Regions from separate parts of the Homo sapiens genome. Here region 1 is linked to region 2. A link is an interaction called in ENCODE POLR2A ChIA-PET data of the cell type or tissue named here. Cell type or tissue: Caco-2. All regions are shown on one strand.

Region 1 (4,000 bases), 120 kb before region 2:
TGACAGAGGTAAAAGGTTCATACCTTGAAAAATTACATCTCTCCTGCCACGATGAGATTGGTGGAATATTTCAAATTACCATTTCATCATTCTTGTGAGAAATGTTGCCTAGTGGTTAAGAACTCTTCTCTAGAGCTCAGACTAGTATATAGTTGCCAGGGTGTAAACCCTTGCTCTGCCATCTACCAGCTTTGGCTTTGGGGAAGTTACTTAATATTTCTTCGCCTCAGTATACTTACAGCTGTAAAATGGGGTTATGATATGACATCACAGGATGGTGCTAGTAATTGCACAAGTAAATACAAGTAAAGTACTTAAAACAGTACCTGGCACAGGGCAAATATCTGATAAATGCTATCATCACTTCTTGGTTTGACTTGATCTGGCTTGTGGGTAGATTAATTCTAAGACAGGAAGGTGGGAATGGAAAGCTACTTTCTTATTCTTTGACATTTAACAACCTTTTTTGATATAGATAGCATGTATAATTTGTTATTGTATAAATTAATTCCTTCTGATTTGAAAACTACAGGGTTTTAGCCCACCATTTTCAAGGCAGCTAACTACCAAGCTACAGATAGGTCAGTCCTTATTTCAGATGTCTATTTGGAACTTCTACAATTTTACCTTTGTTTTGAGAATAAACAAAGTGAAAGTACTGTGTATAACAGATTCATCATACTGGAAAATGAGATTTTACAGATAAAAGTTTTAGTACTGTAAGTTAAATACTCAAAACTGGTGGTATTCTTCATACTCATCTGACCTTTATCTTCAATCACTACTCGAGATAGAGCTTTGGCTTGTCTTCCTTCAGAAGACTGGTGGCCGTTTTCTCTTAATGTGTTATGTTCATTCATATTCACATGTCTTCTTGGCTTGGTGTTTACAGAATTTTACTCACTTTAAAAAATGCTGACAGTTTTTGCCGTATTTGCTTACCTCTTGTGCACTGTTGCTTACTTATTACATTTTTAAAGGACTCACATTAAAAGATCTGAATAGATATTACTTTTGTGTTGTTTTAAATAGTAAAAGTTTGAAATCACTATTTGCTGTCCTAATTACATGTAAAAATATGTACATATGTAACTATCAAAATAAAAATGTTTTTCCATTTATAGTTTAAAATCATTCTTGTGCCACCATGGAACATGTTCCATACTTGGGGGTGACACTGTTTTTGGTAATGCTGTTCCCTGACCTAGAATAACCTTTGCTCTTTCTCCTGTATATCCAGGTTCTACCTGATTTTCATCTCTCACTGCTTCCACATAGTTCCTTCCAACATTTAGTTTCTTGGCTTTCCTAATGTCTATATCTGCATTTTTGGCCATGAATTTATATAAACAGGGCAGGTTGAAGAAAAATAACTCCCCTAGAATCAGACTTTTAAAGCTTATAGAACTTTGAAAGGGTGGGATAAAATTGACATTTAACATCTACTCTATGCCTGGCACTGTTTCTTAGTTTTGTAAATATTCTTTCCAAAAATATTTAATGAGCATCTACCATGTGCCAGGCATTGGGGATACATGAGAGTGGCCCTTCTCAACCATGTTTCTGGGTGAAAATCAAACCCTAATGCTCTGAGGCATCTAAGCTATGTAATGAATTATCTCATCTCCTGTGCACCTAGAATAGTACTAGCTACGTACCGTTCTTGAGAGAACTAAAGCAGTAGTTACTCCAGTTTTTGTAGGGCTTAATTTCTGCAGAGCCCTAGTTGAGAAAAGCTCCTGTACAGAGAAGAGTAATATGCAGTCTCTGCTTTTTTGTAATTTTATTCTGATGTGGCACTGACAGGCAGTTTATATATATTAACTTATTTAAACCCATAATAATTCTTTAATAAGACTTTTTTATTCCTATTTTACAAATGAGGAACTTGAGAAACAGATTACTTAACTTCTGCAAAATCAGACAGTTGAGAAAGTTTTGCAGCCAGGCAACATAGTTCTCATCTATTACTCTTTTGCCTCTCACACCTTTCACTTCCTTGTTGATTTACTTTAGAGAAGACTCACTTCCTTGTTGATTAGAGAAAATTCTTCACCTTTCTGAATATCTTATTTATTTATTTTTTATAAATTTAAGCTTCACAGCAGAGTTTCCTTCTCTTTTCATGTTGTTTAGTGAAGAAAGTAAAGGAGATGTAACTCTTTTAAAGTACTTCATCAAAAGTCTTATGTCAAGCCTTATATATGATTAAATATTGAAGGCATTTACATTTAGTGGTCATGCTCACTGTTTTGTTTCCTTACTTGGATTTGTTAACTTAACAAAAGTTTATTAACAACCCATCTGTGCCAGTCTCTGGTGACATGTAATGGAAAGAGATTACTTGTATTCATGGAGGCAGAAGTCTGTTTGGGGAATAAAATAAAGAAAAAAAATTATAGGCCAGGTGCCTTGGCTCATACCTATAATCCCAGCACTTTGGGAGGTCGAGGTGGGCTTATCACTTAAGGTCAGGAGTTCAAGACCAGCCCGGCCAACATGGTGAAACTGTGTCTCTTCTAAAAAAAAAAAAAAAAAAAAAAAAAAAATAGTTAGTTGGGTGTGGTGGCACACACCTGTAGTCCCGGCTACTTGGGAGGGTGAGGCAGGAGAATCTCTTGAACCCCAGAGACAGAGCTTGCAGTGAGCTGCACTCCAACCTGAGCAACAGAGTGAGACTCTGTCTCAAAATAAAATAATAATAATTATAAAAATAATTAGTTACCATTACTGCTACAAAGGAAGATCATTGTGAAGAACAAAGGCACACCAATCCATTAGGGAATGCTTCTCTGAAGAAATGACTTTTAGACAGAAACCTAAAGGATGAACTGTAGTGACCCAAGTGATGTTGGCAATTTCAACTTTCTGGACCTGGAAGGTCCAGTAAGAACTGAACTTCAGCACGTGAGGTTGGTTGATGGGGAATAGACTGGAGCAGATCACCATGGCCAAAATCCACGCTAAGCATTTTGTACTTAATCCTAAGAGCAATAGGAAGCCACCAGAGAATGTTAAACAGCTGAATAAGTTACCCAAATTTTTGCTTTAAAAAAATCAGTTGGCTGCTCTGCAGAGAACAGGTTGGAAAGAGGCAAGTGTAAATACAGGGAGACTAATTAAGTCATTGCTTCTCAAACTTGTCTGTGTTGAAGGACCAATTTTGTTTTAATTTTCTATTCATTCTGGTATTTAGTAACACACAATAAGATGTTTGTTTTGGCAGTGTCAAATTGCTGTAAACGTTCCTAAATGCTTTCTCTAGGTTTCTATATTTATTTCATTTCAGACCAGTAGCAAAAGTTTTTGGACCAGTGTCAGTGCACAGGTCACAATTTGAATAGCGTTGAGATTAGCTGTTACAATAATGTAGTCAAGAGTTGGTGGAACCTTGGTTCAGGATGGCAGTGATAGAGATAAACTAGCCTGATTTGACAAATAAATTTTGGGAGGAAAAATTGATAGGATTTAGAGATGGATGAGATTTGGGGGTCCTGGGGAGAGGAAAAGGCTGACTTCCAGGGCCAGTAGTTCTTGTGCCTAAGGTGAGAGTACTGGGGGAGGAGCAGTTTTTTATTTTGTAGTTTCAGGGAAGGGGGAGGTATTGGTCATTTTTCAATTGGAGACTTACTAAACTTGAGACTGAGACATATAAGTAGAGATGCCTAGTAGCAATTGGATGTATAGGTCTGGAGCTCAGCAAAGAGGTTTGGACTGGAAATAAATTTGGGAATAGTGTACAGTTTATAATTGATGTCTGGGAGTGAGGGATGAGATTGCTTAAGGAGATAGTATGGAGAAGATAAGGGGTCTTATGAGTAAGCCCTATGAATCTTTCACATTTGAACTTTGGTAGAAAGAAATGGAACAAAAGAGGCTGAGAAGGAAGAAGCTAGAGGTTGGAAGAAAATTTTGTTGGTATCACTGAAGCCAAGGCAATAGACTGAAAAAGAAGGGAGTGGCCAGTTGAATATTTTGAATGCAACTGGGAAATTAAGTG
Region 2 (4,000 bases):
GACCATAGTCAGAAAACTGCCTTCCGAGCCTAGAGGCTGCCTCTATTGCTGCCAGCTGCTGAACTGTGCTACTTCTGTTATGACTGGCACCAGTAAAACTAGTCAATTAATCCAATTTCATACTCAAGTCTCTCATAAATGTGTATAATTGGCAAAATCCAAGTCACACCCAGACTGCCAAGTTGCAAGGTTGAGAAATGTTTTTAACTTTCTAGGCTCTGTAATACAGAAAGTCATCCTAGAAAGAAGTTGTAATAAATGCTGAGCAGATTGTTCCATACTCTCTAACACACAGTTTATTAATTTTTATAGTGCTTCACCCTCAAAGAACTTTCATGAACCTTGTCTTATGAAGACCCCTTGAGATTTGTAGAACAAAGATCCTCATTCCCATCTCTAAAATAAGGAATCTCAGACTCAGCAAAGTCACATGGTGAAGCCAAGACTAGATTTAGTGTTCCTAAATCCTAGTCCAGTTCCTCTCCCATGACACTCAGGAATCTAAGTTTCACTAGAACCCTAGGCTCTGAGCATTTGAACCTTTAGACTGACGACCGCTGCTGTTTCGCTGTACAAGGTGGCATCATCAGCAATGCAGGACTGCTCCCGGAGGAAAATCTGCCTCTGACGGGGTGGGGAGACTCAGCTCCAGGGAAAATAATTAATCCTTCAGTCTTCTGATTCCTATTAGGATAGCGTCTCTCTCATTTGTTATCTTTAAATGAAGTGAAGTGGGTGCTATCAGAAAAGTGGTGCCTCCTCCTCGACTTACCGTGATGTTGATGGGCAGGGGGAGCAAAAATATTTCCACATTTTTATTTTCACTGGAAATTTTCACTGGCAGAGATAAAGCTTTGTGGGCTGATCATACTCCTAGTAAATCCTGTTTTGCTGTTATAAAAAATCTGACTAGAAAAGAGAATTATTGATTTCCCTGAGAAATAATGAAAAGCCATTAATGTATGCATGTCTATATGCATTAAGAATTCTTGTGTGAGAATATTACTCTAATATTTTAGATGGGCACTTGTAGAAAATTATTCCGTTCCAGGTCAAAGAAGAAATAAATTTTAAAATTCAAGGATCTGGAATATTAGTTTTATAGCTTCAAATCTAGAAATTGTTGAATCCTAGAGTGTTTCAGCTAGAGGAAATCTCTGAAGTTATCTGTCTAGTGTATTTCAACCAAATTTAGAGAAAAAAATCACACACCCTTATTTCAAATAAGATGTTATGGAGAAACCTCAACCAGAAAAATAAAACTGTTCTGAATGAAAAGAGGCAAGAGGGCCAAGCCGGATATAAGTCACTTTCTCACAATTTTCCCACCCACCGGATCTCCAAGGAACCAAGGCTTCAAAAACAACAGTTCAAAAGGCACAAAAATTGTCAAGCTAAAGGCCAACTGAATGCAATAGAAATTGCTATGAGGCAAAAAGAGTTTTCCCAGACAAGGCTTTATTGGAGCTTATGCCCTGGCATAACGAAGGCAGCACAAGAGGAGAATTCTCTGGCTGACTCCCCAAAAAGAGCCAGTAGGGATTTTTTTTTAATTAGGCAAAGTGTGGGAATTGATATTGTAAACCGAAAATGAAACTCTAAGGTCCCCAAACCATCTGAATGGGTCCCTCCACTTGCCAAGGGCATTCCAAAGTTAATCTGAAAAATTAGTTGCAGGCTGTGATGGGAAGGGGGAGCCAGGCATGCCTCATTATGCTCTCCTCCCTTTTGGAATTACTAATAGAACAGACTCTTTCAATATGATAAGAAGCATTTACAATCTATTCTCTCTGAAGCCTGCTATCTGGAGGCTCATTCTGCATAATAAAATCTTGGTCTCCCCAACCTCTTATTGTGACTCAGATATTCCTTTCCATTGATAATAATTTTTCAACCAATTGCCAATCAGAGAATCTTTGAATCTGCCTATGACTTTAAAGTCCTCTCTTCCAGTTGTCTTGTCTTTCAGGACCAAACCAATGTACATCTTACATGTATCAATGAATGTCTCATGTCTCCCCAAAATGTATAAAACCAAGCTATACTCCAACCACCTTAGACACATGTTCTCAGGATCTCCTAAAAGCTATGTCATGAGCCATTGGTCAGTCATATTTGGCTCAGAATAAATCTCTTCCAATATTTTACAGAGTTTGACTCTTTTTGTCAACAATATCAGGGCTAGGGTATGCAGGGTGGGGTGGGCAAAGCACCTGAGTGGTAAGGTATGAAGGTCAGCATATCTGGTTGCCATGGATATCTTGAATAATGGGCCCTCTGGTGGTACGGCCGGCAGTAAGACTGTAAATCAATTGTGCAGCATTCCTGCCCAAGGTGGGACACTCTACAAACTTGGTTCACAACTACGGTTACATCTTGGATCTCCTAAGGCCAGTTTCTGAAATTCTTTAAGTAACAAGTATGGTCAAACATTATGAGAGCACAGAAGAACAACATAGACTGGCTATTTTCTTTTCATGACTATTGATTTGTGTGCTAGTCTGTTCTCACACTGCTATAAAGAACTACCTGACACTGGGTGATTTATGAAGAAAAGAGGTGTAATTGACTCACAGTTCCACAAGCTGTACAGGAAGTATAGTTGAGAGGCCACGGGAAAGTTATAGTCATGGCAGAAAGGTGAAGGGGAAACAAGCATGTCTCACCACGGTGGAGCAGGAGAATGAAGAGGTAAGCATCGCACGCTTTTTTTTTTTTTTGAGATAGAGTCTCACTCTGTTGCCCAGTCTGGAGTGCAGTGGTGCGATCTTGGCTCATTGCAACCTTCACCTCCCGGGTTCAAGTGATTCTCCTGCCTCGGCTTCCCGAGTAGCTGGGACTACAGATGAGTGCCAACATGTCTGGCTAATTTTTGTTTTTAGTAGACATGGAGTTTCGCCATGTTTGCCAGGCTGGTCTCAAACTCCTGACCTCAGGTGATCCACCTACCTTGGCCTCCCTAAATGCTGGGATTACAAGTGTGAGCCACCACGCCTGGCTGGTGTCACAATTTAAACCAATCAGATCTTGTAAGAAGTCACTATTGTGAGAATATGAAGGGGAAAATCTGCCCCCATGATTCAATCACCTTCCACCACGTCCCTCCCCCAACATTAGGAATTATAACTCAACACGAGATGTGGCTGGGGACACACAGCCAAACCATATCAATGGGTGTGGCATCAGTGAGGTAGTGGTGTGGGTTTGTGATCAGTGGGAAAGCATGAAAGAATGCTCAAATGTGGGTGAGCTGAAGTCAAGCCCTACCTCTACTCAGTCTCATTACCAGCCTTAGGATTTGAACTCAGGTCTTCTTATTTCCATTGTTTTCCCTTGAAAAATTCCTTGGACAAAGTTCTTGTTGGTGACTTCTGCAGCTCTCTCTTTGCCTCATCCCAAGGACTCACACTTGCTTCTCACAGCAACTTAAGGGTCAGCTGGGATGATTCTATTCATGTGGGTCTTGCCTCCAGGCTTGATAGGCACTAGGGATGAACTGAAGACACTACATTATCTTTGATCTTAAGGGGAAACAGTGTAGGTGAGTTGTTAAATGGGTGTTAAATCAAGTTTAGCCTAAAGCTGCCTCCTTACATGTTTTAAGTTTGGCCTGAAAATTTCTCTGTACATAGTGAACTATAACCTAAATGAAATTGTATACAGACTATAGCCTACTCTTGTGCCAATCACTGAGTTTTGGCCAATCAAAGGTGGCCAACTGTTCAAACCGTGTTCAAAAAAAGGCAAATGCCAAGCTGCAACCAGTCTGGCTGTTTCTGTACCTCACTTCCCTTTTCTGTATGCTACTTTCCTTTTTCTGTCCATAAATCTTCCACCACGACTGCACTGGAGTCTCTGAGCCTACTCTGGCTCAGGAGGCTGCCGGATTTGGAAATTATTCTTTGCTCAATTGAACTCTGTTATACTTAATTCAGCAAAAGTTTTTCTTTTAACAGGGGAAGGCCACAGATAGCCAGGGAAATGAAAAAATAAAGACATG

The links. ChIA-PET counts read pairs that join two places held together with the same protein. Peaks named below come from ENCODE experiments on the same cell type or tissue, not always from the same donor. Only the 100,000 strongest peaks of a DNase experiment are listed, where the experiment ranks them.
Region 1: POLR2A ChIA-PET joins it to region 2 with 14 read pairs; 1 of 35 experiments calls an interaction of 5 or more read pairs at or near these places.

The regions. Positions count from the first base shown.
Region 1 is chr2:138,503,074-138,507,073 of GRCh38, forward strand. All of the region lies in intron 1 of SPOPL (speckle type BTB/POZ protein like), which reads left to right. Among named protein-coding and RNA genes, the nearest start is that of SPOPL, 3.3 kb to the left of the region's middle. In Caco-2, no CTCF peak of the experiment used is centred here; no DNase peak of the experiment used is centred here; H3K4me3 peaks cover 976 bases.
Region 2 is chr2:138,619,066-138,623,065 of GRCh38, forward strand. No RefSeq gene overlaps it. Among named protein-coding and RNA genes, the nearest start is that of LINC02631, 19 kb to the left of the region's middle. In Caco-2, no CTCF peak of the experiment used is centred here; a DNase peak (open chromatin) is centred at 2,296.